Linked DNA regions of Homo sapiens: region 2 is linked to region 1. Evidence: read pairs that join two places in POLR2A ChIA-PET (ENCODE). Cell type or tissue: A673. All regions are shown on one strand. Links, peaks and the distances in the headings refer to the core of each region. The heading gives the core; the rest is flanking DNA. Region 1 holds the start of SLC5A5 (solute carrier family 5 member 5). Region 2 overlaps UNC13A (unc-13 homolog A).

Region 1 (10,123 bases), core at 3,294-5,793:
GTAGACAGTGCCCCGGGCCAATGGTGTTGGCCGCCTAGGATATACCTGTCACGATTTTTTTGGGGGGGAGGGGGGACGGAGTCTCGCTCTGTCGCCCAGGCTAGGGTGCACTGGCACGATCTCGGCTCACTGCAACCTCCGCCTCCCAGGTTCAAGCAATTCTTCTGCCTCAGCCTCCTGAGTAGCTGGGATTACAGGCGCGCGCGACCATGCCCGGCTAATTTTTGTATTTTTAGTAAAGACGGGGTTTCACCATGTTAGCCAGGCTGGTCTTGAACTCCTGACCTCGTGATCCACCCACCTCGGCCTCCCAAAGTGCTGGGATTACAGGCGTGAGCCACTGCGCCCTGCCACAATATTTTTTTTTCCTTTGAGACAAGAGTCTCGCTCTGTCGCCCAGGCTGGAGTGCAGTGACGCGATATCGGCTCACTGCAACCTCCCGGGTTCAAGCAATTCTCCTGTCTTAGCCTCCCAAGTAGCTGGGATTACAGGTGCCCACCACCACATCCGGCTAATTTTTGTATTTTTAGTAGAGACGGGGTTTCGCCATGTTGGCCAGGCTGGTCTTGAACTCCTGACCTCAGGTGATCTGCATGCTTTGGCCTCCCAAAGTGCTGGGATTACAGGCGTGAGCCACCGCACCGGGCCCCGGTCACGATTTTAATCGCTTTACCCTCTCCCCTGGAGGGAGGTCCTGTAATTCGCCCATTGGACAGCTGGGAAACCCAAACAGAGAGGCACGCCCCTTGCCCAAGATACAAGAAAGCAGTGAAGCCAGGTTTCGAACCCCGGAGCCGTCAGCAGTCCCCTCTAGCGCGCACACGTGGGTCTGCACGCCCGGGCAGGTGGGGGGCAGGTGTGTGTCCACCCGTGAGGACACACCTGGTCGAGCCGGGCCCCGCCCCGCGCGCGCTTCCACCGAAGGAGCAGGACGCCAGGCTCTCTCTTCCTCCTTCCTGCCCCTCGCCGGGCGCCTGGGGCCTCTTCCTAGAACCCTCCCCACGTGTCTGCCTAGGGGCCCCTTCCGTTAAAGCACCGAGGTGCCATCCGCGTCCTCCTGTACAGCGGCCCAAAGCCCCAGCGCCTCCCCCACACGGGGTCCCAGCACTGCCAGTGGGGCAGGTCCTACCCCCGGGCCTCTGTCCGGTACCTCGTAGGTGCTGGTGAGGCCCAGGCGGTAGAAGACGGGCATGAAGAGCAGGGCGGTGAGGACCGAGTTCAGAAGCTGGCCCAGGCACATCCAGAGGAACTTGAGGCCATAGCGATAGGCCTCCGACGGCACGCCCAGCACCTGCACGGCCGACATGAAGCTGGCAGACAGCGACAGGCCCACGGGCAGGGCCGCCAGGCGCCGGCCCCCGGTGAAGAAGTCCTCAGCGCTGCGCTGCCCGCCCCGAGCCAGCCCGACCCACAGCCCGATGCCAGTGGACACCAGGAGCATGAGGGCAAAGACCCCGTAGTCCCAGGCTCCGAAGGTGGGCCGTTCCCCGGTCTCCACGGCCTCCATGAGGGCGGGTGCGGAGGCCCAGCGCGTCCTCGGACGCCCTGCGTGCTCAAGCGGGGGAAGCTGGCAGGGGCCGAGGAGGCAGGACGGGGAGGGCGGGTGGGAGGATGCTCGGCAGCCTGTCCCCGCTCCGTCTGGGGTGGGAAGCGGCGAGAGGGGCCGGGGCTCCCTGGGTTAGGAATCTATGGGCTGTCGATGTCCGTGTCGGCCTCCCTGTCCCCGCTGTCTGTCTCTGCGTCCGCCCCTGCTGTCTGTCTGTCCTGCCACCTCCCCTCTCACTCTGGGTTCCGCTGTCCCATGCAGCCGGCTGTCTGTCCCTCTCCCTGGGCGCTGTGCTCAGCGCTGACAGCTGGAGGTCGCCTTGGGGCTTACGGGAGCAGCTCGTGATTGTGGGTTGCAGATTTATTGGGCTCCCGGGTCACCGCGACTCCGCCTCCAGACCTAGGGGCGGGCAGGACCCGCACCCTTTCAGCCCTGGACTGGGACAGACAGGCCAGGACAGGCTATCTGGGTGGCTGCAGGGGGTGGTATCGGGGAGGGCTCCCAAATGCCCCTCCATCCCCATGCACCCACCCATCCCCATGCACTGTGATCCCCTGATCACAGCTGTCACTGTCTGCTGTTGACAGGTGGGGAAATTGAGGCTCAGAGAGGGCATGTCACTATCCAAGCCTGCACAGCCTGCTTCAGCACTCAAAGCCGTATTGTGCTTGAATACCTTGAGCTATGGGGAGCTCACTTTCATGCAGGACTGGGGTTCACTTTCAGGGTTTCAGGGGACCCATAAAGAAAACTTACCTGGCTTTACCACCCCCAAACTGGCATGTGGGCCTACCCCCTTTCTCTAGAGCCTTAGGGGGTGGGCATCACTGAACCCCGCTCTTGGGCTAAGCTGGGTGGGAGACATTCAGAGCTCAAGTTCTGAGTGGGTACATACTTGGGGAAGACTTTGCTCCTCCCTGGGCCTTAGTTTCCCCATCTGTAACAAGGATAAAATAGACCCTGCCTCAGAGGAATAAATGGGACGTGGTAACGAAAGCCTGGTACATGATAAGTGCCTCATTCATTTATTCCTTTATTCATTTGTCACTTCATTCATTCATTCATTGGTTCCTTTGCAGATATGCACTGAGAGTTGGCCCTGTGCCAGGCATAAATGGCTCACTGAGGTGGTGCGAGGGGCCTTTAAGGTTATGAACCCGAATAAGCGGAGACCATGACCACCAGGGAGGTAGAGTCTGGCTTGTCCCTATCATATAGATGAGGAAACCAAGGTTGGGTGTGGGAGAAAGTCTACTGGGGGGGTCACGCTTCCATGAGGACCAACGAGCTGTCATCTCAGGGCCCTTCTCTGGGGGACCCAGGAGGACTTTGACCTCTGGAGGTTCTGGTCTCTGGGTTCAAGTCTCAGCTCAGCCTCCAACTTTCTGGGCAATCACGCATCTCAAACTTGGTTCCCTTCTCCATAAGCTGGTGGAATCTGAAATCCTGGGGGTTGAAAGAAACAGCGTCAGAGGCCGGGCATGATGGCTTATGCCTGTAATCCCAGCACTTTGGGAGGCTGAAGTGGGAGGATCATTTGAGTCCCAGAATTCGAGACTACCCTGAGCAACATAGTGAGATCTTGTCTGTATGAAAAATACAAATATTAGCGAGGCGTGGTGGCACATGCCTGTAATCCCAGCTACTCAGGAGGCTGAAGTGGGAGGATCGCTTGAGCGTGGAAGTTCGAGGCTGCAATGAGCTGTGGTCGAGAACTGCACAGCACTCCAGCCTGGGCAGCACAGCAAGACCCCGTCTCCAAAAAAAAAAAAAAAAAAAAAAAAAGGGCTTTTGAGCGCTTCTCGCCAGCCTCTGCTGCTCCCTGGTGGCCTCCTCTGGCCTACCCTCTGCCCTGGCCGCTCCAGCTGGGTCCAGCGTTTCTCAACGCGTCCCCACGTAACCCCCGGACAGTCCTCTTGCTCCCTCTCTGCTGTGCAGGGTGGACCTGTCCCTCCCCCGGGGCTGTGACACTGCGGCGGCTACGCGGGCACCTGTTGCCGGCTGGAGCGTACCTCCTGCCCTCGCCAGGAGAGTGGGTTAGGCACCTAGTTCTTTCTCCTTCCACCCTGGTCAGGCATCCTCCTGGAAACCCCGTTGGAAAAGGGGAGATCCGGCCGGGTGCGGTGTCTCACTCCTGTAATCCCAGCACTTTGGGGGGCCGAGGCGGACGGGTCTCTTGAGATCCGTTCAAGACCAGTCTGGCCAACATGGTGAAACCCCGTCTCTACTAAAAATACAAGAATTAGCCGGGCGTGGTGGCGGCCGCCTGTAATCCCAGCTACTTGGGAGGCTGAGGCGGGAGAATCGCTTGAGCCCGGGAGGTGGAGGTTGCAGTGAGCCGAGATCGCGCCACTTCACTCCAGCCTGGGCGACAGAGAGAGATTCCGTCTCAAAAAATAAATAAATAAACAAATAAATAAATAAAAATCAAGGCTGGGCGCGGTGGCTCACGCCTGTAATCCTAGCACTTTGGGGGGCCGACGCGGGCGGATCACGAGGTCAGGAAATCGAGACCATCCAGGCCAACGTGGTGAAACCCCGTCTCTACTAAAAATACAAAAATTAGCCGGGCGTGATGGCACGCGCCTGTAGTCCCAGCTACTCGGGAGACTGAGGCAGGAGAATCGCTTGAACCCGGGAGGCGGAGGTTGCAGTGAGCCGAGATCGTGCCACTGCACTCCAGCCTGGCGACAGAGCGAGACTGTCTCAATCAATCAATCAATCAATCAATGGGAGATCCGAGCGGGATCCCCTACTTGCAAAGCCCTGCCGACCAATGTAAACATATGCAAATTGTGCAAATACATGTAAATGGACCCCTTCTCTCCAGGGAAGTTCTGGGAAGGCATAGCTTCTCTTCTTCCCACCGTGGGGTCCAGGCTGCGGCCAGAGGCCTGGGCTGAGGCCGGTTCATTGAGTGCATACTGTGTGCAGGGCCCTCCGGCAGGTGCTGGGGACACAGCATGATCCAGGTGGACCCACCCCAGGGTGGTGATGGCCCTGACCTCACCAGCAGATAAATACTGATTTCAGCTGGGCACTGTGGCTCACACTTATAATCCCAGCACTTTGGGAGGCTGAGGTGGGAGGATCGCCAGAGCCCGGGAGGTCAAGGCTGCAGTGAGCAGTGATCACACCAGTGAATTCCAGCCTGGATACAGGTTGAGCAGAGACAGACAATCACGGGGTATCTTCTGGGCCTCCGGAAGGGGTGTGGATTTTGTTCTGAGGGTGCTGGGGAACTGTAGGAGAGTTTGGAGCAGGTGAGGAGTCTGATGAGATTTCTAGATTCTGAAAAATGGGTCATATCCAAGTGGCGGGAGTGGGGTGGCTGCCGAGTGGGGGGAGGGGGGTGGATTTGGAAAGCACTTTGGAATTCCTAAGGAGGCCTGGAGTGAAGGCCCCTGCAGAGTGTGCAGGACCATCTCCTGCCCTAGCGGAGGGAATTGTGAGCCTGGAGAGGAAAAGCAGCAGAGTGGGGAGAATCAGGTCACACCTTCCTTGACTGTGATTCCAATGACAGAAGCGGGCAGCAGGACCCCAGGATGTGAGTTAGGAAGGGCCCAAGGCCGCGGCAGACAATGTGAGCAGAATGTGCAGGAATGGGAGAGTGGTGGCAGTGTCGGGGCGCTGTCCCCTGCCCCTTGGTTCCCTGGGAGATGCAGCAGGGGTTGGGGTGAGAAGTTGTGAGCTGCTGTGACTGCAGCACGACCTGCTGGGTGGCCCTGGACATCAATTCCCCTTCTGTGAGCTAGGAGTGACAGTGGGATTTGAACCCACGCCATGGGGAGCCAGAATCTGTCCTTGAACTTCAACTCTGCACTCAACAAGTGCAAAAAGGCCAGTTTCGGTGGCTCATGCCTGTAATCTCAGCACTTTGGGAGGCCAAGCCAGGAAGATGGCTGGAGGCTAGGAGTTGGAGACCAGCCTGAACAATATAGTGAGACCCCAACTCTACAATTTTGTTTGTTTGTTTGTTTGTTGTATTTTTAGTAGAGAAGGGGTTTCACCATGTTGGCCAGGCTGGTCTCGAACTCCTGACCTCACATGATCCACCCACCTCTGCCTCCCAAAGTGCTAGGACTACAGGTGTGAGCCACCATGCCCAGCCAAAAATTTTTAAAAGTTAGCCGAGTTTGGTGGTGTGCACCTGTGGTCCCAGCTACTTAGGAGGCTGAAGCAGAAGGATTGGTTGAGCTGGGGAGGTTGAGGCTGCAGTGAGCGGTGATTGCGCCACTGCACTTTAGCCTGGGCGACAGAAGAAGACCCTGTCTCTAAAAAAATAAATAAATGCAAACTATTCTTCCTTGTTGCTGCTGCTGTCTGTAAGATTCCACAATTCGACTGGGCACGGTGCTCACGCTTGTAATCCCAACACTTTTGGAGGCCCAGGCAGGTGGATCATCTGAAGTCAGGAGTTCAAGCCCACCCTGGCCAACATGAAGAAACCCCGTGTCTACTAAAAACACAAAAAACTAGCCAGGCATGGTGGCAGGCATGTGTAATCCCAGCTACTCGGGAGGCTGAAGCAGGAGAATCGCTTGAACCCAAGAGGCAGAGGTTGCAGTAAGCTAAGATCATGCCATTGCACTCCAACCTGGGCAGCAAGAGTGAAACTCCATCTCAAAAAAAAAAAAAAAAAAAAAAAGATTCCATAATTCTAAGTCCTGAGACTCAACTGTGAGTCTCAGATTCTGTGATTCTCATATAGTCTCTCTTGGTTGCAGGAACTGGGGCTGGGGTCTCTTGGGGTCCCTACTCGTCTGTCCTGCTTTGGCACTGCCTTTGTCCCCACTGGTTCTGACTCAGGAGCAGAAGTGCAGGGCGGGTCAGGGAGGGGAGGCTTTGAATGTCGCTCCCCCAGGGATCACGGCCCTACTGAGGTGACACCTGGCACCTTGACAAGCCCAGGAACGAGACCCAGGAGCGCCTCAGCACCTGAGGAGGTGGGAGGAGTTCCTGGATTCCTGCCCTTGCTTATCCTTGGGTTAACTGGGTGAGCCCGGGTAGGACCTGTCCTGCTCCAGACCCCAGCGGACATCCAGGTTCTCGCTGGCCAGCCTCTGCCTTATTGGCCCCACTCACAGCCACGTGAAAGGATCCATTTCTGCCCAGACCCAGGGCTTTTGCTCTGGTTGGTCTTGTACCTTCTCTCAACAGCCAGGGGCAGTTCTTTTTGTTTGCTTATTTTTTCTATTTGTTTTTCTGAGACAGGGGCTCGCTCTGTTGCCCAGGCTGGAGTGCAGTGGAGAGGTTACGGCTCACTGCAACTTCAACCTTCTGGGCTCAAGTGATCCTCCTGCCTCAGACTCCCAAGTAGCTGGGACTATGGGCACACCACCACCACGCCCAGCCTCTGCATGGGGTTGTGACTGTTCCTCTCCCTCCTGAGAAAGAACCAGGGTCTGTCTATTCCTTCAATCACCCACACCGGAATTAACGCAGGCCCCTGCACAAAGTAGGGACTCAAGGACAATTGAGGCTGCAACAAAGGGATGGTGTGTGTGGGGTGGGGGTGGGCGCGTGGAGTTTGGGTAGAGGATTTGACATGACAGATGGGAGGATGTGTAAATGGATGGATGGGTGGGTGGATAGATGGATGGATGGATAAATGGATGTATGTATCGACTGGTGGGTGGTTGAATGGGTGAATGGATGGATGGATGGATAGATGGGTGGGTGGGTTGATGGGCAGGTGGGTGGATGGGTGGGTGGGTAGATGGATGGATGGATAGATGGGTGGATGGATGGATGGGTGAGTTGATGGATGGGTGGGTGGGTGGATAGCTGGATGGATGGCTGGATGGTTGGGTGGATGGATGGATGGGTAGGTGGATGAGTGGAAGGATGAATGGATGGGGTGGGTGGATTGAGTGGACGAATGGATGGACAGGTAGCTGGTTGGATGGTGGAGGAATCTGACTGAATGGAAGGATGGGGTTTGGCAGGGGGTGGGGGAATTCGGTGGTAGAGGGGCTTCTGGGCACATTTATGAGAGGCTGAGTGTGCCAAGGTAGGTGAATAGGTGCAGGCTAGTGATCTGGGAGCACATTCATCCTGTCAATGGCCCCTCAATAATGGGATTGGCCTCCATGTCTCAGCTGGTTGGGGCAGAGCTCTCCCAAGTGGTTCCCAGGCTGCTGCCACGTGGTTGAAGCCCTGGAGGGGCTCCAAGGCACAGGGAGGGGACTGAGGTGGAGATGAGGGTATGCAGTGGGCTTTGGTGGGGCCGTGAGCCTTCCACTCTCCTGATCTCTCATCCTCCAACTCACCTAATATCACCTCGCCTGCCCTGCAGCCTGGAGGGATCACCGCCCTCACTTTATACAGGAAGAAATGGCTCAGAGAGGGCAGGGACTTCCAGGCAGTTACGGCCTGAGTCCACAGTGCCACGCCCTGCTTCAGGCCCAGCTCAAGGTAAGGTAAGGTCACATCTAACAGAGCAGCTCCATTACAGCCTAAGCAGGACTCATGTCTCCTCCCCGTGTTCTAATCAAGGGGGTAGAAGGGTCAAGCCTCAGGGACGGGGGCAGCACTGCACAGGGTCAAGTACCGGAGATCCTTCTCCCTCACTGCTCCTGTGTGTTGCTTCTTCATAGTCCAAAATGACTGCTGCAGCACTGGCCATCATGTCCACACCAGCCAGAGGCGTTCTTTCTCAGAAATGGCACATCAGTACTGTATTTTTGTTTTGTTTGGTCTCGTCTTGTTTCCAGGCTGGAGTACAGTGGCATGATCATGGTTCACTGCAGCCTCAACCTCCAGGCTCAAGTGATTCTCACACCTCAGGCCCCCGTGTAGCTGGGACTACAGGTGTGCACCGCAACACCCAGCTAATGTTACTTGGTAAAGACAGGGTCTCACTATGTCTACCAGTCTGGTCTCAAACTCCTGGCCTCAAGTGATCCTCCTACCTCAGCCTCCCAAAGTGCTGAGATGACAGCCATGAGCCACACCTGGCCATAGCTATGGAGGTTAGGAAATGTATTTTCTTTTCTGGGTGGCACTTAAGTATGAAGATTCCCTTATGGAGAAAGGAGAGTTTGTACTAGAAACCACAAGATGAATGAAATTCAGGCAAAATTTTAAGATTTCCAGCTAGCACCCCCCATCCAATATACTCTAAGGAACATCAAAAGATATCCTGGGCTAGGCGGGGTGGCTCACACCTGTAATCCCAGCACTTTGGGAGGCCAAAGCAGGTGGCATGAGGTCGAGTTCCAGACTAGCCCGGCCCACATGGTGAAACCCCGTCTGTACTAAAAATACAAAAAATTTGCCAGGCGTGGTGGCAGGCACCTGTAATTCTAGCTACTCTGGAGGCTGAGGCAGGAGAATCCCTTGAACCTGGGAGGCAGAGGTTGCAGTGAGCTGAGACTGTGCCACTGCACTCCAGCATGGGCAACCAAGCGCGACTCCGTCTCAAAAAAAGAAAGATATCCTGGGAAAATGTATGACTCTTCTCAAGCTTTTGCCCCGCATATGTAAAGAGCTTTCACGAAACAAAAAGGATACCATGGAAAGTTGAGCCCCTCCTGGATACACTGGGTGACACACACAGCCCCTGCCCTCTCAGAACTAGTGGGGGATAGAAATCAAATATAGCCCAGTCCCGGGAACCCACGTGCAGTTTGTAAAACTCGAGTGAGGCCAGCCTGGGGGAATCTGTAGTATTCCAGGCAAGTGCGAAGGCCCTAGGGTGGGAAGGAGCCAGTTGTTGGGGACGGGACCCGTGGGGTTCTGTGGTCTACAGGGCTGTCCTCAGGCCTGGGTCTTACGCAGAATGGGTGCTTGTGTGCTGACCCTGCCCAGGTTCTGGGCGCCTCTCCAAGTTCCTGGGTGTTACAACACCCCACAGGTGAGGCTGGAAAAGGCCTGGTTTCCTGGAAACCACACAGCTCCTCCACAGGTAGAGGAAAGGCTGTGTCCTTGCCCTGAGTGTGGTGGTGCCCCTGTAGTCCCAGCTACTTGGGAGGCTGAGGCAGGAGGACCACTTGAGCCCAGGAGGTCGAGGCTACAGTAAGCCACGATCTCTCCACTGCACTCTAGCCAGGGCGACAGAGCAAGACCCTGTTTCAAAAAGCCGTAACTACTACCTAGTCCTGGCTTCCTCCTGGTCCTGGGCTCTCTGGGACAAAGGAGGGCCCCATAGGCTGACCCCAGCACCTGCACAGCGTCACTTCCCACATCAATGTGGAACCCGATGTTGAGATCAAGACAGCAAGCCCCAGAAGGGCCGCTGGCCCAGAACAGGGCTGCCCAAGGTCACGCAACAAAGGATGGGAGGCTCCCAGAGCCTGAGCTCTTGGCTGTGTCTCAAACTTCTCCAATGCCAGCTTAGCCTCCACCTGACAGAAGGACTCAGCCAGGGTGGGATTAGTGTCATGCCTGGAATTTTCCAGGCCTGAGGCAGTTTCCCAGAGATGAGTACCTGTGGTGAGTCCTTGACCTCCTTGGGCAAGATGAGGGCGTCATCTAAGAGGCCCCCAACCAGTGAAAGGGAAACAGCCCCCAAGCAGCAGAGAGCGCCCCTCGGGTGCCCACTTGTGTCTACTCTGAAAACTTTGGGAACCAGA
Region 2 (7,102 bases), core at 3,942-6,441, 200 kb after region 1:
GTGGGGGACAAAAGCAAGGTGTGAGAGGTGTTGGCAATGGAAACTGAATACCTGTTGAGAAGAGCCAGGAGGGGGCGACATGGCTTTGAATCTCTTGGGGCTGTGAGATTATGTGAAATGTGAGAAGACTGGACCTCAGTGGGGTGCCTGACATATATTCAGGTTACACCTCCCACAAGCAGGTGGGGCTGGACAATCTCTGTCAACCCTCCAGCCAGGACCCAAGTGTCTCCCTGTACATTACTTTTGGTTGTTGTTGAGACAAGAATCTCACTCTGCTGCCCAGGCTGGAGTGCAGTGGCATGATCTTGGCTCACTGCAATCTCTGCCTCCTGGGTTCAAGTGATTCTCCTACCTCAGCCTCCCAAGTAGCTGAGACTATAGGCGCCTGCCACCACACCTGGCAAATTTTTGTATTTTTAGTAGAGACAAGGATTCACCATGTTGGCCAGGCTGGTCTTGAACTCCTGACCTCAGGTGATCCACCTGCTTCAGCCACCTAAAGTGCTGGGGTTATAGGTGTGAGCCACCGTGCCTCGCCCTCCACATGCATTTTGAGAGCCAGCTCTCTGGGTTGCTTTGTCCCAACTCACCCAGCCTTCTTTGAGGCTTCCCCAAACCCTGGGAGCATTTGACATTGCAGACTGAGCTGGACAATCAAGGGAGAGGTCTTGCTGACCTGTCGGGGCTGGTGGAGTCATCAGAGATTGTCTTTATCCTCGCCTTCTTCTTCTCCACCTCCTCAACTTCCCCTCTTCTTCTGGGGCAATCCTGGAGGGCTTCTTGTAGGAGGCCTCTCCCACCATCTGCCCAGCTCTTTCTTTCTAATCTTGTTCAATTGTGGGTAAAGGCACAGCTAGTTGGGAGCTTGGGGAGTTTGATGGGGACAGGGGATGCAGGGAGAGGGAGGGGCAGGGAATGCTCTCAGGGTCCAAATTTCCTTCCATTCTAGGGTTGCCTGTGCTCATCTGTCTGATGGCTTCTCTCTCTCCCTCTCATCCCTGCCTCCTCTTTCCTACCTCTCCTCCTCCCCTTGTCTCTGTCTCTGACATTGCTTCTATCTTTCTTTTTTAACATCTGTCTCTTTTGCTTTTTATCTTTGCCTGTCTCTCCTCTGTGTCTCTCTCCTTATGTCTCCATCTTGGTGTGTCTCTGAATCTCTCCGTATCTCTGCCTCCTCCTCCCCACATCTCTCCCCACCTCCCTTCCCTATCTCTGTCTCTCTCCACAGTCAAAAAAGCCAAGTTTGATGGTGCCCAAGGTAAGTGGCTTCTCTTGCTGTCCTGTCCCGTGTTGTCTGTCTGTCTGTCTGTCTCTTGGAGAGACTGGGAGGGGGTCCCAGCCCAGACTTAGAGTTGGGCTTTATGTCTTCTGAGCATCAGGAGAGGGGTCAGAAGATTAAATAGGGGGAGGGGCAGCCATTGGCCTGGGGTCCCTGCAGTTTGTATGGGGGTCCCCGGGTCTCCCCAGCCATCCTTGGAGAGTCTGTAAGGGGTGGGGCTTGCCCTGAGCCAGTGGCTCTTCCCAGGGTCCTAAGAGGTAGAATGGGGACTCTTAGATGGGGCTACAGGTGGGAAAAATGAGGCTCAGAGAGGCGAAAGGAGTTTCTTTCTTTTCTTCTTCTTCTTTTTTTTTTTTTTTTGAGACAGAGTCTCCTTCTGTTGCCCAGGCTGGAGTGCAGTGGCGTGATCTCGGCTCACTGCAACCTCTGCCTCTGGGTTCAAGCAATTCTCCTGCCTCAGCCTCCCAAGTAGCTGGGATTACAGGCGCCCTCTACCACGCCCGGCTAATTTTTTTATTTTTAGTAGAGATGGGGTTTCGCCATGTTGGCCAGGCTGGTCTCAAACTTCTGACCTTAAATGATCCGCCCGCCTCGGCCTCCCAAAGTGCTAGGATTGCAGGCGTGAGCTACCGTGCCCTGCCTTTTTATTATTATTATTTTTATTTAAAATTTTTATTTTTTGAGGCTGGAGTGCCGTGGTGCAATCATGTTTTACTACAGCCTCAACCTCCCAGGCTCAAGCAATCCTCCCACCTCAGCCTTCCAAGTAGCTGGGACCACAGGCGTGCACCACTGCACCCAGCTAATTATTTTTTTGTATTTTTTAGTAGAGATAGGGTTTTGCCAAGTTGCCCAGGCTGGTCTTGAACTGCTGGGCTCAAGCAATCCTCCCCCCTTGACCTCCCAAAGTGCTGGCATTATAGGCGCGAGCCACTGCACCCAGCCTGCAAAGGGGGTTTCTTACAGTCAATTTTGTTCCCCTTTTCTGGGACCTCAGTCTTTTTAGCTGAAAACCAATGGCATGGTCATTTCGAAGCAGCTGGATGAAGTATCCCAAAATTCCACGTCTCCCCACACTGAGGCCCCTCCCTTGTGCCCTGAGGGTGGGGTTGTGGGTTAGGGGGTGAGTGGCCCAGAAATTCCTGAGGGGATCACAGCAGATGGTCTAGAGCTTGGGAAGGGGCATTGGAGAGTCCCTGAGCCCCAGCGCTGACCCCTACTCTCACTGCCACAGAGAAATTCAACACGTACGTGACCCTGAAAGTGCAGAATGTCAAGAGCACGACCATCGCGGTGCGGGGCAGCCAGCCCAGCTGGGAGCAGGATTTCATGTTGTGAGTCTGCAGCGTCTGGCATGACCTCACTCCCTGGCATAGCCCAGCACCTCGCTGGCCCCTCAGGGCAGAGCTGGACACTGGGGAATCCCGGGTGACTCCCCTCTGTCCTCCCTCTTCCCCTGTCCACCTTATCACCTTCACCTCCAAAACACATCCCCAATCCAATCACTTCCCTTGGTCTCCGCAGCCACCAGCCAAGTCCCTGCTGCCCGCCAGCCTCCGCCCTGGCCTCCTGTGCCATCCACCTCCTACAATCTGTTCTCCTCCAGGCAGCCAGGGGGATATTTTTAAAACTGCAAATCACATCCTGTCGCTCCCATGTTCCAAACTTGTCCGTGGCTCATCGACCTCACAATAAAACCCACAGCCTTCCCCGTGATTCCCACCAGGTTCTCGCTCTATCTCCCTCACCTGCCCCAGCCACACCCACCTCTGCCCCTTTCTCCAACACTTCCCAGCTTGTTCTTGCCCCAGGGCCCTTGCACTTGCTCTCCTGTCCCCAGCTGGCTCTTCTCCTTCAGGTCTCAGCTTGTGTCACCTCCTCAGTGAAGCCCTCCCTGACCACTACCTCCAAGCTACAATTTCAGGGCATCATGCCTTCCCAGGCCTTGCCACCAATTTTGTTTGTTTGTTTGTTTGTTTTGAGGCAGAGCCTCACTCTGTTGCCCAGGCTGGAGTACAGTGGCATAATCTCGGCTCACTTCAACCTCCACCTCCCAGGTTCAAGTGATCCTCCTGCCTCAGCCTCCCAACTAGCTGGGATTACAAGCGTGTGCCACCACACCCGGCTAATTTTTGTGTTTTAAGTAGAGATGGTGTTTCACTATGGTGGCCAGGCTAGTCTCAAACTCCTGGACTCAGGTGATCCGCCCACCTCAGCCTCCCAAGGTGCTGGGATTATAGATGTGAGCCACCATGCCTGGCCAATGGAATTTTTTTCCTTTTTTTTTTGTTTTGTTTTGAGACAGAGCCTCACTCTGTGGCCCAGGCTGGAGTGTAGTGGTGCAATCTCGGCTCACTGCAACCTCTGCCTCCTGGGTTCAAGCTATTCTCCTGCCTTAGCCTCCCGAGTAGCTGGGACTACATGTGCGTGCCACCATGCCCGGCTAATTTTTGTGTATTTAGTAAAGACCGGGTTTCACCATGTTGGCCAGGCTGGTCTTGAACTTTTAACCTCAGGTGATCCACCCGCCTCGGCCTCCCAAAGTGCTGGGATTATAGGCATGAGCCAGGAGCCACCAATCCCAGCCAACAGATATATATATCAGATATATATATACTTTTTTTTTTTTTTTTGAGACTGAGTTTTGCTTTTGTTGCCCAGGCTGGAGTGCAATGGCGTGATCTCGGCTCACCGCAACCTCCGCCTCCTGGGTTCAAGCAATTCTCCTGCCTCAGCCTCCCGAGTAGCTGGAATTACAGACATGCACCACCACGCCCGGCTAATTTTGTATTTTTAGTGGAGATGGGGTTTCTCCATGTTGGTCAGGCTGGTCTTAAATTCCCAACCTCAGGTGATCCGCCCATCTCGGCCTCCCAAAGTGCTGGGATTACAGGCGTGAGCCACCGTGGTTGGCCATATTTTAAAAATATATTTCTTAAGATAAATCTTTGGTAAACTGTAAATTCAGTGAATCTCACATTTCACCAAGTTTCCTGCTCCCCCGAATTCACATATGTCTAGGGCGAGGCCTGCAGGGAAAGTGCTTTGAGGTGGGATCGTGTCCTCACATCATTAGATGGGGATGACACTGGGAAGGACAGAGGTGACCCGAATGTCCTTATCCTGTAGGTAAAGGGAGCTATGGAGGGTATTTGAGCCTCTTCCTCACTTACCCAGCATGGTCAGTGTTGGAGGGCCCAAGGAAGGGCTCAGAAAGATGAAGGTGCAGGCGATGTGTAACATCTGTCCCCACGCCATCCTTCCCGGCTTTGAATCCTGGTTCTTTTGTGATACCCCGAGCTCTTAACTTCCCCCACTGGCCTCAGTTTCCCCTCTATAAAATGAGAACCACCATGTTACCCTACCACCTAGGACACTCCCAGGCCTAGGTTTGAATTGCAGTATGCTGTGTGTTCTCAGGCGAATCAACTAAACTCCCTGGGCCCCCGTTTCCTCCCTCCTGCTCCCTCGACGCCCCCTCTCCTTTTTCTGCAGCGAGATTAACCGTCTGGATTTGGGACTGACGGTGGAGGTGTGGAATAAGGGTCTCATCTGGGACACAATGGTGGGCACTGTGTGGATCCCACTGAGGACCATCCGCCAGTCCAATGAGGTGAGTGGCGGGTGGCCTGAGGGTGAAGAAGGAGGAGTGCCTTGCAGAAGCCCAGAGACCAGTGGACTAAACAAGATGGGCATTTATCTCCTATCCCCTGACAACATCAATGTAGACACTTGGGATTGCCACGAACCTTCCAAAGTCACTAGAGCCTATACACCTTCCATCTTGCTCTGCCTCTCTCTCCATGTGGCTTCCACCTTGTGGCCCCAAATGGCTGCTTTAGGCTCACCATTGCATCTTCATTCCAACCACCGAAAGGTGCTGGTGGTGGGGGAGGGGGGTGGTTCATGCACATCTCATTGGCCAGAACTTAGACATGTGGCCAACACCTTGCTGCAAGGGATTCTGGGAAATGTAGTCCTAGGCTGGAAAATGTAGTCCTGGGCTGTGCTTCCCTAGGCACAGCTAAAAATGTATTACCTTGGAAGGAGAAAAGGGATAATATAGGCAATTAGCATTTTGTGTCCCAGATGGGCAGCAGCAGGAAGCTTACACCAACTCATAAGAAGGTGCTAGGTAACAACCCTGGCCCCTCAGCCTGTGCATCATTGTCAGCAGGTAGTAGTGATGTCTATTTTTTATTTAATTATTTATTTTTGAGACAGGGTCTCACTCTGTTGCCCAGGCTGGAGTGCATTGGCATGATCATGGCCCACTGCAGCCTCGACTTCCCAGGCTCAAGTGATCCTCCCACCTCAGCCTCCTGAGTAGCTGGGACTGCAGGTGCATGCCACCAGGCCCCCCTTATTTTTTTTGTATTTTTAATAGAGACAGGGTTTTGCCATGTTGCCCAGGCTGGTTTCGAACTCCTGGGCTCAAGCAATCCACCCACCTCAGCCTCCCAAAGTGCTGGTATTACAGGTGCGAGCCACCATGCCAGGCCGTGGTCATGTCTATTCATCTGTCCCCACAGCCCAATCCCTGGCCTCCTAACCTCAAGTCTCAACCTCTCCATGCTGACCCCAGGAAGGCCTTATTAGCTGGAGCTCTGATCTGTCCTCCCCTGTCCATCTGCCTTGGGAGGCCCTTCAGATGGCACCTGCCCACTAGCCTCATCTCCCCCCACACTCTAACCTCTACCCCTCCCAGATTCCACCCTCTGAACCTTTGCATAGTGTGTTCCCTGAGCTTCAAGTGTCCTCCTTTCCATCACCTTCTAAATTCCCATGTGCCCACCTCCAGGAAGCCCTCTCTGACTTCTCTCTAGATCCTTTAGCCCTCCTTCCTCCCTCTGGGCTATGACCTCATGGGGCTGGGGGTGCCTGTGTCCAGCCCTGTTTCCAAGGGCTATGGGCTCTCAGGAGCCAGGGTGATGATGGCTGGGCCTCTTGGGGACCCTGGCATCACCCAATATGAACCAGGCATAGAGGAGGGACTGGGGACTGTTTTTTGTTTGTTCGTTTTTGTCATTTTATTTTATTTTATTTTATTTTATTTTATTTTATTTTATTTTATTTTATTTTACTGTGAGATGGAGTCTCACTCTGTCACCCAGGCTGGAGTGCAATGGCACAATCTTGGCTCACTGCAACCTCTGCCTCCCTGGCTTAAGTGATTCTCCTGCCTCAACCTCCTGAGTAGCTGGGATTACAGGGGCCTGCCACCACACCCAACTAATTTTTGCATTTTTAGTAGAGATGGGGTTTCGCCATGTTGGCCAGGCTGGTCTTGAACTCCTGACCTCAAGTGATCCGCCCACCTTGGCCTCGCAAAGTGCTGGGATTACAGGTGTGAGTCACCGCACCTGGCCAGTGAGTGTTTGTTTTTGAATGAATGAATGCAGAGGGACGAAATGGTTGCAACAATCTAGGTAAGCGAGTCTAAAAGGAAGCCTTGGCTGGGCATGGTGGCTCACACCTGTAATCCCAGCACTTTGGGAGGCTGAGGCAGGTGGATTGCCTGAGCTCAGCAGACCAGCCTGGGCAACATGGTGAAACCCCGTCTCTACTCAAAAATACAAAAAATTAGCCAGGAGTGCTGGCACGTACCTGTAATCCCAGCAGCTCAGGAGGCTGAGTTAGGAGAATCACTTGAGCCTGGGAAGCGGAGGTTGCAGTGAGCTGAGATCACGCCACTGCACTCCAGCCTGGGTGATAGAGAGACTCTGTCTCAAAAAAATTAAATTAGGCCGGGCATGGTGGCTCATGCCTGTAATCCCAGCACTTTGGGAGGCCGAGATGGGTGGATCACGAGGTCAGGAG

What was found. Peaks named below come from ENCODE experiments on the same cell type or tissue, not always from the same donor. Only the 100,000 strongest peaks of a DNase experiment are listed, where the experiment ranks them.
Region 2: POLR2A ChIA-PET joins it to region 1 with 5 read pairs; 5 of 35 experiments call an interaction of 5 or more read pairs at or near these places.

Annotation. Positions count from the first base shown.
Region 1 is chr19:17,863,705-17,873,827 of GRCh38, reverse strand. SLC5A5 (solute carrier family 5 member 5) reads right to left here and starts at 1,883. Exons shown (of 15, transcript NM_000453.3): 1 at 1,152-1,883. The coding sequence starts at 1,508. RefSeq lists enhancers at 1-113, 3,761-4,414, 4,415-5,068, 8,813-8,952. In A673, for the core only: a CTCF peak has its summit at 3,374 (motif pointing left); no DNase peak of the experiment used is centred there; H3K27me3 peaks cover 2,094 bases.
Region 2 is chr19:17,670,171-17,677,272 of GRCh38, reverse strand. UNC13A (unc-13 homolog A) reads left to right here. Exons shown (of 44, transcript NM_001080421.3): 2 at 1,232-1,261; 3 at 2,517-2,616; 4 at 4,778-4,895. Among named protein-coding and RNA genes, the nearest start is that of UNC13A, 15 kb to the left of the region's middle. RefSeq lists enhancers at 121-190, 5,278-5,337. In A673, for the core only: no CTCF peak of the experiment used is centred there; a DNase peak (open chromatin) is centred at 5,232.